2 separate regions of the Homo sapiens genome follow, and region 2 is linked to region 1. Evidence: chromatin loops called from intact Hi-C (ENCODE). Cell type or tissue: B cell. All regions are shown on one strand. Each heading gives the region's core, and the rest is flanking DNA. Links, peaks and the distances in the headings are about the cores only.

Region 1 (8,334 bases), core at 166-8,165:
GTGTCTTTTTCCTCCACAGCACTGTCACAGTTTGTGGTTATATATTCAGTTATGTGGTGTTTTTGTTTAATATTCAGCTCTCTCACTAGAATGTAAGCTTTGAAAGGCAAGTTTCATGCCAGCTTGTTTACTGACTCATCATCACCTGGCACAGCGTGATTTAAACACATGAGAGGTTTGAAAAATATTTTTGAATGAATGAATGAACGAACTAATAAAGGAAAAACAAATGAACACATGAATATGAAGGCATTTGGGCTTTGTGAAGGAATCTGGGCATTTCTCAAGCCGAGAAAAGAGAAAGGCAATTTAGGCAGAAGGAAGAGTCAAATGCAAGGGAACATGAAAGAAAAGGCAGCTTGTAGTGACCAATGGAGTTACTGCCACCCTGAGATGTCTCACACTCGGGGACACCTAACAGATGTCTCAGTACCACCTATCAGGTGGGTGAGGTCTTTACACTGGAATACTGACACACTATTCCACCCACAAAGTCGAGAATTACATCTTATTTTCTGGTAGCTCAAATTCAAGAAATCGCTGAACACCTATTGTGTACAGCACTGGGATAGGCACTGTGGATGATACAAAGCTGTAAGACATGCTTCCTATCGAGGCCAGGAGAGGGTAACCAGAGAAGCACGTATATAACTAGAGCCCAAGGGGATGTGTGTGCAGTGTCCCAAGGTAAGCGTGACCTGCAAGCTGTGCAGGTTCAGAGGGGAGCAAGGTTGCTGCTGTCGATGGGGATTTTATCTTTAAATGTTAAAACATTCAATCCAGTGTGCTTTCACTAAGTCCCTATGTCCCCAACATAGTTCTTGTATTTATGGAGGAGCAAAAAGCAACAGGAAGTCAAGAGGTACACTGAGCTCATCTCCCTGCTCCCCAGTGGGTTCTGTCCTTGCAGGTAAGAACTCATGCTGTGCACCCAGGCCCACGGGCCTTGAAGCATCTCTTGGCTCTACTCGCCAGAATCTTGCCAAAAGGGATGGCAGGAGGATGACAGAGCCTCAGCAGTCACAGGGAGGGAGGCTCCTGAGAGAAAAGGATGCAGATAGGAGAGACAGTATGTTTCATAAGCAAACCAGTAATGTAGTCATTTTGCATACAAATTGTCCTTCAGTTGGTTTCAGACCTACAGGGCTGGGCTGTGAGGTCCTTTACAGTCCCCAAGTGTGCCCCCAGCTCAGATGGAACCCAGCTTGCAGAGAGGGGCTGTAATCAGAGAGCTCAGGTAAAGAAAACACTGCTGGAAATGATCTGTTACAAAGATGCCAGTTACCAGGGAGGTTGCTAAGGGAAGCTGGCAAGTTAGCTAGAGCTAAGTCAGCTCTCCACTACATAAACACTTGAGCTACAGAACCATGAGGTAGGGATCAGGGGTTCAGAAGAAAAGTTCAATGTAGGGGTAACATGAAGCAGAACAGTCCTCTGGGATTGATTAGTGAGTCTGCAGTTTCTAACGGCAAGATGATAATGCCTTTCTCTTTTCGCTCCTTTCGCTTTATGGAAGAAAAATGAGGCTCTCGGGTATTGAAGCAAAGCTACAACCCACAAAGCAGATTACCCTGGAAACAGACTGGACAAGGGCCTCCCAGAACTGCCCCCCCAAGGCCATTCTACCCAGAGCCTCAGAGAAGTGACCAGTCACTGGGCAAGCTTTCAACACAAAATTAATTACCTAGGTCCAGGGACCACCAGGACTACCATATCATTCTCCAAGGTAAGGGCAGGGGACAAAGAACTAAGTGAGAAAAAGATGAGGAGATAGTGAAAACACCCACGGACATTTGCCTTGAGTTTTATTTAATGTTTGCATAAGCTTGTCCTTAATAAAGACATTTTATCTCTTACATAATAAGGTGTGAAGGTTGATGCTTTAAATATGTGGGGTCTTTTTTTTTTAATTTTTGAGACAGGGTCCCATTTTGTTACCAGGCTGGAATGCAGTGGTGCAGTCATGGCTCACTGCAGCCTTGAACGCCCAGGCTCAAGCGATTCTCCCACCAGAGCCTCCTGAGTAGCTGGGACCACAGGCATGTGCCACCACGCCCTGCTAATTTAAAAAAAAAAATTTTTGTAGAAACGAGATCTTGCTATGCTGCCCAGGCTGGTCTCGAACTCCTGGGTTCAAGCAATCCTCCCGCCTCAGCCTCCCTAAATGCTGGGATTACGGGCATGAGCCACCATGCCCGGCTGATCTGTGGGGCCTTGATCAAAAAATTCTTAAGAGAATTGGGAGCAAAGCTGAAGGTTTGATAACAAGACACGTAGTTACCACCTGGTGGCAGCATATCTAAACTAAAGACTTGTGAGTGTGCCGTGTGTGTGTGTGTGTGTGTGTGTGTGTGTGTGTGTGTGCGTGTGCATGTATACACCCACGCAAGCAAGTTCAGGGGAAGAAGAGATTGGAGCAGAATTGTACAATCTCAGGGTCAGAACCCAACACCTCTCTCCAGCCCCATTTCAATTAACACTGGGAGCTTCCCCTATAAGCTTCCAACTCAGGTGGTTGCCTTGGATTCTCTTTGGAGAAGCAACCTCATTACCACCCCTTTCCCAAACTCAAGTCAGAAAGATTTGTCCCAACAACAGTTAGGTGATCTCCAAAGCAGTGATCTGAAAGTGGCCTAAAGCCTGCCACCCTAAAGCCTGTTTGTCCTGTGAGCGAATCAGTGAGTGAGCAAGTGAGTGAATGAACACAGCCTAATTTCCTTAATATGGTTATTTTCAGCCTCCAGGGTTACCACAGTCAATGGTGGGGCACTGATAAACGTGGCAATCTAGACATTTAGAAATAGCTCCTGTGTAAGTGTCCCTCTCAGGGCTGACAAATGCAGACCCTAGAAGGGCAGGCCAGGAGAGCCCTACATTCCAGTGGGACAGCAGACAGATTTGCCTCCTGGGAATTCGAAGACACAGATTCCTGATCCAGTCCTCCCTTGATGGGACTTAAGTAAGTTACTAAATCTTGGAGCCTTAGTTTTCTTTCCTGTGAAATGGAGATCATCCTATTCACTAAACCCTGGGATGGTCAGATGAGATCACGGGGATACAGGCAGTCCATGGACTTTTAAAGGGCTGCCAGATGTTCCAAGTTATTATTCTGCTGGGCGGTGCTGCAAATACGCATTTTAGATTTAGCAGTTTGTCCTTTATCCTACTTCTTTATGAATTAAGCTGCCTTGTCACCTACAGAGCCACTGTTAGTAAAATAAATTATTCCTCCCCAGGTCCAAGTTGCTGCTGCTTCTGAGCCAGGAGGTAAGCGATCATTCTCAAGGTTAAACTTGACGCCACAGAGACAGAAACACAAACCAAACCATGTCTAGAGTTAGAAAATTCAGAGTTCACATAACTGGGGAAATGAAAAATGTGGGCCGGGCATGGTGCCTCACGCCTGTAATCCCGGCACTTTGGGAGGCCAAAGCAGACGGATTGCTTGAGCTCACAAGTTCAAGACCAGCCTGGGTAACATCACAAAATCCCATCTATATGAAAAATACAAAAAATTAACTGGGCATGGTGGTTCACACCTGTAGTCCCAGTAACTCGGGAGGCTTAGGTAGGAGGATGGCTTGAGCTGGGGAGGCAGTGGTTACAGGGAGCTGAGATTGTGCCACTGCACTCCAGCCTGAGCAATAGAGCCAGATGTTGTCTCAAAAAAAAAAAAAAAAAACAGAAAGAAAGAAAGAAAAAAAGAGAAAGAAAGAAAGAAAGAAAGGTAGAAAGAAAGAAAAAAAGGAAGGAAAAGAAAAGAAAAAGAAAAGAAAGAAAAATGTGGTGGGTTTCCTTTTCCCATGCAAAAAGTAGCCAAATTTGACAGGCTGCCTCCCCGCTGGTAGCCTCCTTCCAGCTACACGGCATCCAGAAGCCCCCTGGCCCGGGTGACTTCACAAGTTGCCAGTTGGCTACAAACCAGGCTAGCTCCAGAGCACACTGCTGCCTTGGGAAGCCCTGGTAAACCTCACTGATCCTGCTGTGAGGGGCCCAGCAGACCAGGAATAATGGAAGAGACACCTGTGGCATTCCCTGCAGGTTTCCAGTGCTGTGGTGGGAGCATGGCATGTGTTAGAACATCCAGGGGGACAGCAAGTGTAAGGCTCTGTCAACACTAAACTGCCAATAAAGTAGGGCATTCTTTAATTGTCCAGTAGTTTCATAGCAAAGACACAGGGCAGAAAGGATGATGCAGTCTCCAGATTCAAGTGGGTACTGGTGGTTCTCCAAGTGTTCTTTTGTGAGTGAGTCCCTATTCCACAATGGAAAGGACTGGGTCCTACCCACTTCCCCGCCTGTATCTCCAACACCCAGAAGACATCAGTAACCGAAATGTACTAGATGCTCCAGACATGCTTATTAGGTATATGGATAGGATGATGGGCAAGGCTAGGGGGCGCCAGAGGCTGCTTTGTTATCCAATATCTGGAGCTGCAGATAGGGGAAGAAAGGCTATAGAGGCTAGATGGTTTTTCCAAAAGGAACCACGACTAAAATGCATGGTGTTGGATAACAATTTCTGCAGAATATGGTCCTAATGACAGAGAAATCTGGATTCAAATCTGGGCTCTATCACTGATTGGCTGTGACACTTTGGGAATGTTCAGCCCCTCTGTGCCTCTGTTTCCCCATTTGTAAAGTGCAGGTAAGAAAAGCATCTTAGTGGGGTAGCTTTCGGACTTCAGGTCCGAAATCAAGGGTGTGGATGGTAGCGATGGTGCTTTCTCTCCCCACATCCATGCCAAGGCACAGCTCATTCTGGAAGAGCTTCCACCAGCACTTCTAAGCCTCCCAGTTAGGTGACGGAGAGGAGCTTTTATTGCTCTTTCCCCTAAAGGAGCACCCAATCTGAATGGCAAACACCTAACAACCTCTGGACCACATCTTGCAGGTTCTGGGGTCAGTGTCAAAGGCCTGCTGGCATCAGAGACTGCCTCTGGCCCTCTGACCAACCTATGCCTTCTCTCCAAGGCATCCTGTTGGTGCCTGCTCTTCCATGAGTTCATGGATGGGAAAGTCAGGCCCGCCTCCCTGTGGGCCCAGGGCCCTACTGTCTTCTTTTCAGGCTGAAGGCTTGTAACACTCAATATAGCCCATTCCAGAAATTCCCCCATCCATAATGCTGATACCTTGGTTGATACTTCTCTTCCTTGAATCTATTAATGAAAACCAGAGGGAAGGAGGGCTAAGTCTCCGGTGGTGCCTCCGCATGCTTAGCATTTGGTAGCGAATGATGGTAACACATGAATAAGCCTCTTAGAGGGCCTGCTGTGTGGGTCTCCTGCTTCAACTCCAGTACGTGCGTGGAGATCAGATCCACTGTTACCCAGATCAGCGGTTCTCAAGGGTGGTGGCACTGCCCCCTGGGGGCGTTTGGAAAATCTATGAGGGTATTTTGGGTGGTCACCAAGGAGATGGCATTTAGGAAAAGGGGGAAGGACCCTAGACATCCTGCTATGTGTGGGACAGCCCTGCCCAATGAAGAGATGTTTCATGTCCCTCGTGACTTTCAAATATTTCCCTAGACATACACATAAGTTTTAAAAAGTACGTATGATACATATTTATACCTATGTGTATATTTCTACATATCTGTGTATATGTACAAGTATGTCTGTATTTTTAAATTTAATGTCAGCAGATATAAGCAAAAATATAGACAAATATACCTCATTTTATTACTAATTATTACCAATGCCATATTGGCTGGGAGTCACAAGTCACAGAACTTCTCTCAACTCAGTTAAAGATTCCTATTTTGTTTTGAGTTTAGGTGTTGGAGGGGAACTTCTACTGCTCATTCACTTTTGTCAAAAGGCATTACTTTTGCATTGGAAAAAACAAGATAATAAAAAGTGGGCAAAGTTTGTTAGACAGTTTATAAGAAAAATCATGATCCTGAAGAATGATATTTTGAAAATAAGCTTACTATATATTAATGCAATAAAATCAAATTACCCCTCGCCCCCCAAAAAATCTGCTTATTATTTTCTGAGCCTAGAACCTAAACTGTTTCACATATAAACACATCTTATTTTTGCAAACACTTAATTTTTTAGAAATTCAATTTCTATGAAAATGGAAAGGAAATCATAAAGAGTTGTTCACCATCTAGGAAAATCCAGGTGCCAATGCCAACATTATTCCCATCATTTGAGCCACCAAGACTGCAAACGTGTCAGTCAATGTTTGAAGCCGTTGACCGTGATTCTGAGTGTGTCTGCATCTGACTCTTTTGTCATGACTTCTGGTGCAGGCATGTTTGAGTATGTCCTCTTCTTTAATTTCTCTTTCCTATTTCAATTAGGGCAGTATATTTGATTTCTGAGAATTTTATATGTAGGTAGGTTATATAATACATAAACCTCATGTCAGAGTAGGAAAATGTTTGTTATAAAAAGGACCCCTGGAGACTGAGGGCTGAGAGCCACTGATTTGGCCTCTCAGATCACGAGGCAATGAGTTCATCAATTCTGACTTCCAGATATTTGCTTAAACTCTCCCAGCAGTCATAACAGAGGAAGTTTGGAGAAGAATTCTGCTTGTCACAGCACATGACTCCAGCCCTAGCTTTGTGTAAAACAGGACCTTCATCTCTCTGGGGTGAAGTGAGGGTACATAGGGACTGCCCCGCGCCATCTTCATCCGGAATGAAAAAAGCTGTTTCTCAGCAGAAAGGTGGAAGCAGAACTGGGTTGTGCTACTTACAGAGGTCTTCAGTGGCAGCTGGGACAAAGGCAGCCATGGACTCATAGAGATCCTCGTCACAGCCGGGGTTGAGCGAGCATTTCATAAGCAGGTCTGTGGAAAGGTGGGCCATGGACTCGTACACAGCATCAGCCTCCTCCCCGTGCATCAGTTCCTCTTTAATGTGACTCTTGAGCATGTCCACCGTTTCCTGAAAGAGAAGATGAGGCCCACGGCGCCCTGAGGCAGCCTGACTTTCCGGGTGGAACTTGGCCCCCGAAGGCACTTGTGGCCAGCAAAGTAAAGGCTCCCATGAGTCAGGATTACAACTGGTTGTGTGTATTTGTATTTTCCCACCTGACTGAACGCTCCTTGAGGCCAGGCTTCCCACCTTTTTTAGTTTATTTCACGTTTTTGTTTTAATCTTCGTATCTTCCTACAACACTAAGCACAGAGTTAGGCACTCAGGAAATACTCGTTAAATGTCCACTGACCAGAGGATACAAATTAAAAATTACTTTCCCATGGCCTGATGTGGTGGCTCACACCTGTAATCCCAGGACTTTAGGAGGCCAAGGCAAGTGGATCACCTGAGGTCAGGAGTTCGAGACCAGCCTGGCCAAAATGGCAAAACCTCATCTCTACTAAAAATACAAAAATTAGCCGGGCATGGTGGAGCACGCTTGGAATCCCAGCTACTCGGGAGGCCGAGGCATGAGAATTGCTTGAATCCAGGAGGTGGAGGTTGCAGTGAGCCAAGATCGCACCAGTGCACTACAGCCTGGGCAACAGAGCAAGACTCTGTCTAAAAAAAAAAAAAATACTTTCCCGTGAGCACCTTTTAAATGTCAGGTACAATGCTAGGTATTTGCCTATACCCTATCTCCTGTAATCCATTCCACTACTGCTTGAGAAAGGTATAATATTCTCTAGTTTACAGATGAGAAAAACAAAGCTCACAAAAATCTAGTATCTTACTCAAGGGCTTGCAATCCTGATTTCTGATACTTCTTCTACACCCTAGTGGTTCCTCCAAAGGGAAAAAAATGACACAAGAAGGTGTGACCTTTACTGACTAGCCACGCAGAAATTCAAATGAGCTGAACAGGAATGCAGCTAAGGTGTTCTCGCCCTGTGTGTAGTCAGAGGTCACTCCGCAGCTTGGCACACTAGCCCCTGTTCCTTCAGCAGTCTCCTCCAAACTGTCAGGAACCCTGACAGTTTCCAGGGGTTCCAGCCTCGATTTTATGTCCTATGTGCCCAAAAGGAGAGATGATCTTGGATAAAGTGTCCTGACATCAGAAAGGTTCTCCCCTGCCTCCCACTGCCATCCTGCCTCCATGTGATTGTGAAGCCAGAGAGGTGACTTCCCTGAAACCTCTGCACAACTTTTCCTGGTAAGAAACTTTGGTGTTTCACAATCCTTATTTCAGCATCAACCCACAAAAATCCTCATTTTCACCACCACTACCCTAAGATAGCTAATCTTTTATTGACACTTCGTTAGTTTCCTCACGAGACCCAATAAAACAGATGACAGCTGTGAAATGTTGGAGATTCCAGATCTCACCTTTGGTTTTGATGTGGTGAAAAAAGGAAATGGGACAGTTCTAAGAGGCCATAAGCAACACAAAGGGACAGTCT
Region 2 (8,334 bases), core at 157-8,156, 270 kb after region 1:
CTGTTATTTCTGGTATGTTGTATAAAGATACAGTCTGATTCCTGCTCTTGTTTTCCTCCTTACTCTCTTGACCCATAAGAAATTGCAAGATGGCAAAGATATTTTTAAATTATTCAGTAGATCCATCAGTATTTGAGATAATAAGCCAGAAAAAAAGTTTTTGATTTTTTCATTTTCTACTTTTTTCACACTGGTAGAAGGACATAATAATTTAAACATTTGTGTACAAGTATATTTGATTTTTTTCTCTTTTTTTTGTATGTACAATCAGTGGGGTTTACGTTTATAAAGGAACCAGTACATAGTTATTGTGGCAATGTTAAATACTTACAAAAGTCTTTTAAAAGTCTTGTACCTTCTTTACAAAAGTCTTGCACCTTGTGTTTGTGTGATGTAGTTTTTCTCAGTAAATATTTCATAAACTTAACTCAAAATCTGTTGTCTCAACTGGTATTTTGAAAAATGCTATTTAGATTATTTTAGAAAGTTGTGGAAATTTTGAAGCAGTTTTTGACTCATTCATTGAGAAAAGTACCTTTTAAAATGGAGCCTGAGAGTTTGTACAAAGAGGTGTTTGGGATTTTGTAAAATGGTGAGAAAACCTGTGAATTTCCATTCCTTCATTGGTCTTGTTCTTGAATGTGCTCAGAATTTGTGTTGAATGTTAATCATTGACAGAAATGCAAATGCTCCTTTTAGATTTGTCATTGACACTCTTTTTCTAAGCATCCCTTCAGTAGTAATCCAGGATCCTTGAGAACTGGAAGAAAACACCATCTTTTTTTTTTTATGCAAAGATTATTCAATACTAGAATGAATATTATTGTGGTAATGGATTTTGTTTTTATCCTTTCAGGGTTTGAAAGTATTCTTGAAGGGCTGTTTGGACCTGCATTATTAAAAGATCTCAGTTTATTTAAAGGTATTCAAAATATTTTTGGTATTTCAAATTCTTCCTGGTGCCATACATGATACGTTGGTGTTTTAAGCCTCAGTCTCCTTTTTATTCACGGTTTCATGTGGGTTAAAGCTATATTCATGTAAGCATCTTTTTGTGTTTAGTTGATATTGTTAATATATGTATGAATAATGTATTAACTAGTGAGCAGTTAAGACTTAAGAATTTAAGAGTTAAAATTTTTAAGACAAATATGGCCTAACTACTTAGTTTTTTGTTAAACAATATTTTTGAAATTAATTCTAATTTATTTTCCTAAAAATTCTCTTTTATGACTATTAATTTGTTACTATTTTTGCAGACTGTGAACCTGAAAGCATTTCTGATTGGACTTTTGATGAAAACTGTTTATTCTGTTGCTTGAGAAGAGATAAAGTAAAGGTAACTAAGAAGCCTGTGAAACTTTTATTTAGTGTAGTATTTTAAAGTTTTCATCTTTTAAAACATTGTGTTACTTTGTTGGAGGATTTGTAGGAAAAGGAAGGTATGGTTTCATACTTAGTTATGAAAGAGTTTGATAGTAATCCTGGGTTTTGCAATTTAAGTTATTTCCATCCTGTTGATTAGCCTATTAAGAAACCTATATCCTACCATGCATTTATTGTTGTTATTTTGTTTTTTTGCTTTTTTGTTTTTTTTTTATTTTGAGACGGAGTCTCTCTGTGATGCCCAGGCTGGAGTGAAATGGCACGATCTCTGCTCACTGCAGCCGCCGCCTCCTGGGTTCAAGCGATTCTCCTGCCTCAGTCCCGAGCAGCTGGGATTACAGGCACCTGCCACCACACCAGCTAATTTTTGTATTTGTAGTAGAGATAGGGTTTTATCATATTGGGCAGGCTGGTCTTGAACTCCTAACCTCAAGTGATCTCCTGCCTCAGCCTCCCAAAGAGCTGGAATTACAGGCATGAGCCACCGCGCCCAGCCCATGCATTGTTTTATTTATATAGTTCACTAGGCAGAATAATTAATTGTCTCAAACTGTTGTGTTTATTTAAAAAATGAAATGTGTGGTAATTCAAGTAATGGGAGTTATTTTTAGTACAAAAAGAACAGTAATGTAGATCTGGATCAAGCAGTTACTAATTCATGTAGATGATGATATACTATGGTTTCTACTTTAAGACACTTCTTCATAATATCTGGGCATGAATGCTATTATTTTTAATTGTATAAACTGGGTGAACCTTTGTGTATTTGTTGTTTTATTGCTTTGTTTTAAACATAAACAGAATTTTGTTAGAAAACATTTCACTTGTTGGAAACATTTATTAATAGTGGTTTACTACTTTTTTTTTTCATGGTACATCCATTCCCTGTTTTAAAGCCTTGAAAATGCTTTCTTCTGCCGTATACACTCTTTTTTTTTTGAGATGGAGTCTCACTCTGTCATCCAGGCTGGAGTGCAGTGGCGCGATCTCTGCTCACTGCAGGCTCCCCCCTCCGGGTTTACGCCATTCTCCTGCCTCAGCCTCACGAGTAGCTGGGACTACAGGCGCCCGCCACCTCGCCCGGCTAATTTTTTGTATTTTTAGTAGAGACGGGGTTTCACTGTGTTAGCCAGGATGGTCTCGATCTCCTGACCTTGTGATCCGCCCGCCTCGGCCTCCCAAAGTGCTAGGATTACAGGCGTGAGCCACCGCGCCCGGCCTTCTTCTGTCCTATACACTCTTAACTTAAATCATTGACCAGATTTTATCAGTTTTTCCCTCACAACGAATTTCATTTTTTTTCATTTCCACAATCATTACTATAGTTCTCTCTTAGTCTTCTTCAGTCTCTTAAATATTCCTACAAGGTTAAACTCCTCCCAACCCTCACCCCTCAAATGGTGTAGAAATGTTACCTTATACTTAGCCTTTGATGACTTTCTCATTGTCTTCTGGATTCATTAGCCTAACAGTGCCTCAGTACCCTCCACATTTTAACCACTTTTCTTTCTAATGATATCCCACTTGTCTTCTATACAGTTTTCTTTCAACTAAGCTATTTCTCTATAGCTAGAAATTCCTTTGTTTTTACTCTTAAGCCCCATCGTTCCTCTGCTTCTATTGCTGTTTCAGCCTTTCACACTGTTGTCAATATTATCTGTGCCAATTACTTGTCAGTTAATATTCTGCCTTATTTTGTTCATCCTTTTTCATATTTGAATCTTTTGTTCCTTACTACATTGTCAACTGCTAAAAACTAGACAGACCATGCTGTATGCTTCCTTGTACCCCTGCATATAACCATTGTATCACTATTTATCTGTGTTGGCAAGTTGCTTTAAAATTTGAAAGCCAACGTGTAGCCAACATAAGTGCTTTTTCATGTTCTTCTTGTATGGCTTCTTTTTCTTGTTTTCTACATGAAAAAGTTGTTGCTCTATTTGGAATGGTCTGTTTTTGTTGAATTGAGGAAGAACGTGTTTTAAAATTTAATCTGGCTCCAAAAAGAGAGACTAGAAAAGAAAGCAACATTGTTTTGAGTTAAACTTCCAGTGAAATTGAAGTTCATAATTTTAAACTCTGTGTGTGTGTGTGTGTCTCTGGTGGCTCTTTATTGAGCAAGCCATTTAATAGGAATTTTTGAAAAATAAAAAGAAGAAACAGTTACTAATTTTTTTTTCAGGTTAGGATGAGGAAGAGAGCCATTCTATGCTTGGTAGTTGTATATAGTATATTCTTGTAATATGATTGAGAGTTTTCCTTTGCTGTATGAGGGTAAAATATTGTATGAATTTTTTTTAAGAGACAGGGTATCACTGTGTTGCCCAGGCTGGACTTAAGTGATCCTGCTTCTTCAACCTTCCAAGTAGCTAGGACTACAGGTACATGCCACCATACCCAGCTTGTGTGAATATTTTTAGAAGAAAATACAGATAGAGAAAGTCATGAAATGGTGAAGCACTTAAAACAACTGTTTTACTGTTTGTAGTTCTACAGTTTTTAGTTGGTTTTCTAAATAGAAATAATTTTTCCATTTGACAGCTCAGCTGGTTCTGGGAAAGCTATTTTTCTCCGTTAGATACTATATCCTGTCTTTGGCATTTATTATTTTCGGAGACAGTCATACATCTGTAATGGAAAATAGTAAAAGAGAAAGCCTATATCATGTGAATTGTCAGATTTACAGTATTTCTTTAGTTGTGTTAGACTTAAAGTGTTTATATTGGAACTCTTTGCAGTCACTTGGAGCATCTTGTCCGAGAAGGACTAGAGTCTGGAAATTAAGTATTTTTTTTGTTTTGTTTTTTGGAAATGTATTATATCCGTTGGACTGAGGCTTGCATTTTAAGGCTGGCTTAAGATTCTAAAATAGAAAGAACTATCTGGAGAATATGGTAATAGCCAATAGGTGGCAGCATAGAGCATGGTACTGGATCTTGAGTTTGAGATTGGCATGGTGAGATAATCTAGGTAGTATTTGGAAAAGCACTTAGAAATATTGACCTGATATTTGGGAAGCAGCAGCTATGCATACTTTTAGCTAGTTGGATTTTCAGTAAATACTAACTCTGTAGAATGGATAAAGCAAATACATTATTTATATTTACCTTTAAAAACACGTAGGTGAAAAATACGAAGTAGCCTCTTTGGGAAGTAGAACAGGGATTCACCTAGAGATTAGTAAAAATTTTTGAACTGCACTTCAGGATCGCGCAGAAGTTAGAGAATGTAATTGTAAGGGAAAGGCAACTAACATGTTCTGAGCATCTACTATGTGCCAGTTATTTTTACATGTTCCCTTTTTTTTTTTTTTTTTTTTTTGAGACAGGGTCTTGCTCTGTTGCCCAGGCTGGGGTGCAGTGGTGTCATCTTGGCTCACTGCAGCCTCTACCTCCTGGGTTCAAGCGATTCTCATGCCTTAGCCTCCTGAGTAGCTGGAACTACAGGCGTGCACCAACACGCCCAGCTAAGTTTTGTATTTTTAGTAGAGACAGGGTTTTACCGTGTTGGCCAGGCTGGTCTTGAACCCCTGACCTCAAGTGATCCACTCGCCTCAGCCTCCCAGAGTGCTGGGATTACAGCGTGAGCCACCACGCCCTGCCACTCCTATTTAATCTTCAAAACAATCCTATAAAGTTGATTAAAGGCATCCTAGTTTTATAAATAAAGAAAAGGAAAGGGTCAGAGATGTTCAGTTATGGGCAAAATTACATAGCTGGGATTTGATCCATGTTTTTAGATGCATTTTGATAACAGTAGGAGCAGGAACATGGAAAGTGGAGAGCAAGAATTAAGTAGGTCTTGGAATTCAGTTGGAAAGAGGGAGGGAATCCTCAGTTGGAAATTTCTCAGTTGGAAAGAGGGAAAGTGTATTTGAAATGACCAATTCTAGCTATGTTAGGAATCTGTGAGTGACTGACTGACTGACTGCCTGACTGCCTCAGTTACCTGCTTACTTCTTTCCTTCCTCCCATTTTCTGTTTTATGGGCATAAAGTAGGCACTCTAAAATATTTATTAAATGAGTGACTAAGAAGTCAGGAAGCTTAATAAACTTGGAAAATTATAATAGCTGTTTTGAGTGTTTACATTTATACACAATTCTCTGTGTACTGCTTATTCATGAGGCTTTTCTTTTCTTTCTTTCTTTTTTTTTGTGAGATGGAGTCTCACTGTTGCGCAGGCTGCAGTACAGAGGCATGATCTCGGCTCACTGCACCCTCCACCTCCCTGGTTCAAGCAGTTCCCCTACCTCAGTCTCCCGAGTAGCTGTTATTACAGACACATGCCACCACGCCCAGCTAATTTTTTTGTATTTTTAGTAGAGGCGGGGTTTCACCATGTTGGTCAGGATGGTCTCAAACTCCTGACTTCAGGCAATCCACCCGCCTCGGCCTCCCAAAGTGTGATAACAGGTGTGAGCCACTGCACCCGGCCTTCTTTAACCTTTCTTTAAGCTTCAAATTTTTAAATTAATTTTAGCCTTATAAAGCAATTGCAAAAATTGTAAAAGGAATTCCCGTATATTCTTTAACCAGATTCTCCAAATGTTAGCATGTTATGTAACCACAGTACAATTATAAGTTCAGGAAATTAACAATGATACAATAGTATAATCTGCAAACCTTTGCGAATTTGCCAGTTATCCCACTAGTGTCCTTTATCTGGTCCAAGATCCAGTCCAGGATTACAGTCTGACTGATGTTGTATCATTCTTCGTGCATCATGTCAGAAAGCACGTGGTGATGTTTACTTTGATCACTTAGTTAAGGTGCTGTCTGCCTCTTTTCTGTAAGATCTTCCTTTCTTCCTTTCTTCCTTCCTTCCTTCCTTCCTTCCTTCCTTCCTTCCTTTCCTTCTTTTTCCTTTTTGTAGTTAATGGCTACATTGTTGGGGGAGGTACTTTGAGGTTTTGTAAATATCTTCTTTTTTTTAATTATACTAGTTTTTCATGCACTAATTTTAGCATCCATTGATGAACATTGCCTGAAAAAAAATTACTGTGGTGTTGACCAAATGATTTTCTATTTCCATAATTTCTTCTACATTTATGAGTTGGAATTCTACTGTAAGGAAGAACTTCTCTTTTCTCCCTATGTTGTTGTTTTAATATATCAGTACGAATTCATGGATTCTTATTTCATTCTGTGGATTATAATTCATTACAGTCCTTGTTTACTTAGCAGTTCAAATTATCCTAGGCCATTTAGGGCCCTTTGGAGTTGGCTGTTGTGTCCTTTTTGACATCTTTCTTTTTTTTAAAGCACTTTTTTTTTTTCACTTTTTGGCATTAAAAGATGTTCCAGTCTTAACATGTACTTTCCCTGTCCCGGCCCTGGATTTCTCCAAAAAACTCTAGTTCCTTTTAATCAGAGAACTGTGTAAGAATTCAAGGTGTCGGTACTAGGTGTATGTACTCTTGGTACTAGAGTGTCATTGCTTTGAAACATGTATGTTTACTAAAATACATGTGTAGCTATGTTATTTTATATATCAGTGAAAAACCATCCACTGAGATTTTTTGATTACAGATATGTTGATAGTATGAAGAGCTAATCCAGTAGTAGTGAGAGGGTCGGGGAGAGATGGGAAGGATGAGAAATTACTTTTAGTAGTTAATTCCTAAAAACGGACTGCTTCAGTGATCAGTCTGTTCTTGTGTATGGCTGGGATAGAGATGGCTGTTTGTAAAGTACAGATAACATGGATGATTCACTAAGGATGATGGGAGAGTAGGATGTTATACCAAAATATAAAATTAGTTTATGCACTTAGGTTTAAGACTAAAGTAAGTTTAGTATTTGATTGGCATATTAGGAGAGTGTTTCAAGAAGTTAGAACTTGAGGTTGGGTGCAGTGGCTCACACCTGTAATCCCAGCACTTTGGAAGGCCTCAGGCAGGCAGATCACTTGGGGCCAGGAGTTTGAGACCAGCCTGGCCAACATGGCAAAACCCCATCTCTACTGAAAATACAAAAATTTTAGCTGACTGTGGTGGCCCATGCCTGTAATTCCAGCTACTTGAGAGGCACGAGAATCGTTTGAACCTAGGAGCTGGAGGTTGCAGTGAGCCGAGATCATGCCTGGGCGACACACACAGACTGTCTGGAAAAAAAAAAAAAAGAAGTTAGAACTTGATCTGTGTTTTTGAAGAATATATAAGTCTGGATGAGCAGAGATGAAAGGGCACATCCTGGTTGGAACAGGGCATTTATTTTTGGAAGTAACCAGTGATATGGTTGGAGCCAGATAATAGATACCTTTCAGTGCCCAGCTAGCTCAGGAGTCATGTAACTAGATCTTTTTCATTGTATCAGCATATTTTGCTGAATGTTTCTTAATTTCTTCCAATTCGTGAATATGCATTGTTTGGTTATATCCCTTTAACATTTTAGTTTTATTGCTATTTTATTTTATTTTGAGACGGAGCCTCGCTCTTGTTGCCCAGGCTAGAGTACAGTGGCGCCATCTTGGGTCACTGCAACCTCCACCTCCCAGATTCAAGCGATTCTCCTGCCTTAGCCCCCCTGAGTAGCTGGGATTACAGGTGTCCACCACCACACCTGGCTAATTTGGTATTTTTAGTAGAGATGGGGTTTCACCATGTTGGTCAGGCTGGTCTCGAACTCCTGACCTCAGGTGATGCGCCTGCCTCGGCCTCCCAAAGTGCTGGGATTACAGGCGCGAGCCACCGCGCCTGGCCTTTATTGCTATTTTAATACATTGAAAGTTTTTTGTTTTCCCAAAGCCAAACTGTATCCATCTTTATTAAAGATACTTTCGATAAACAATTGTAGTATTTAAAAGCAGGACATGGGCAGACAGTTGTTAACAGTATAGAAGAACTTTCAAACTCCCTTCTTCAGTGGACTACCAAAAATCAGAAAGCCACTATAAAACCGAATGAAGTCTTTATCTAATGCTCTGAATGGGTAAAGTTTAGAGTGAG

The links. Peaks named below come from ENCODE experiments on the same cell type or tissue, not always from the same donor. Only the 100,000 strongest peaks of a DNase experiment are listed, where the experiment ranks them.
Region 2: a loop joins it to region 1, with 9 times the contacts of the local background. A loop is called at or near these places in 2 of 110 quality-filtered maps.

What each region holds. Positions count from the first base shown.
Region 1 is chr10:96,638,762-96,647,095 of GRCh38, forward strand. PIK3AP1 (phosphoinositide-3-kinase adaptor protein 1) reads right to left here. Exons shown (of 17, transcript NM_152309.3): 8 at 6,712-6,901. Among named protein-coding and RNA genes, the nearest start is that of TM9SF3, 56 kb to the left of the region's middle. RefSeq lists an enhancer at 6,711-6,780. In B cell, for the core only: CTCF peaks have their summits at 2,247 and 4,374; DNase peaks (open chromatin) are centred at 2,340, 4,400 and 6,740; H3K27ac peaks cover 7,083 bases.
Region 2 is chr10:96,906,409-96,914,742 of GRCh38, forward strand. It overlaps LCOR (ligand dependent nuclear receptor corepressor), which reads left to right. Exons shown (of 8, transcript NM_001346516.2): 3 at 857-922; 4 at 1,260-1,339. Among named protein-coding and RNA genes, the nearest start is that of LCOR, 78 kb to the left of the region's middle. In B cell, for the core only: CTCF peaks have their summits at 4,285 (motif pointing right) and 4,488; a DNase peak (open chromatin) is centred at 4,303; H3K27ac peaks cover 1,531 bases.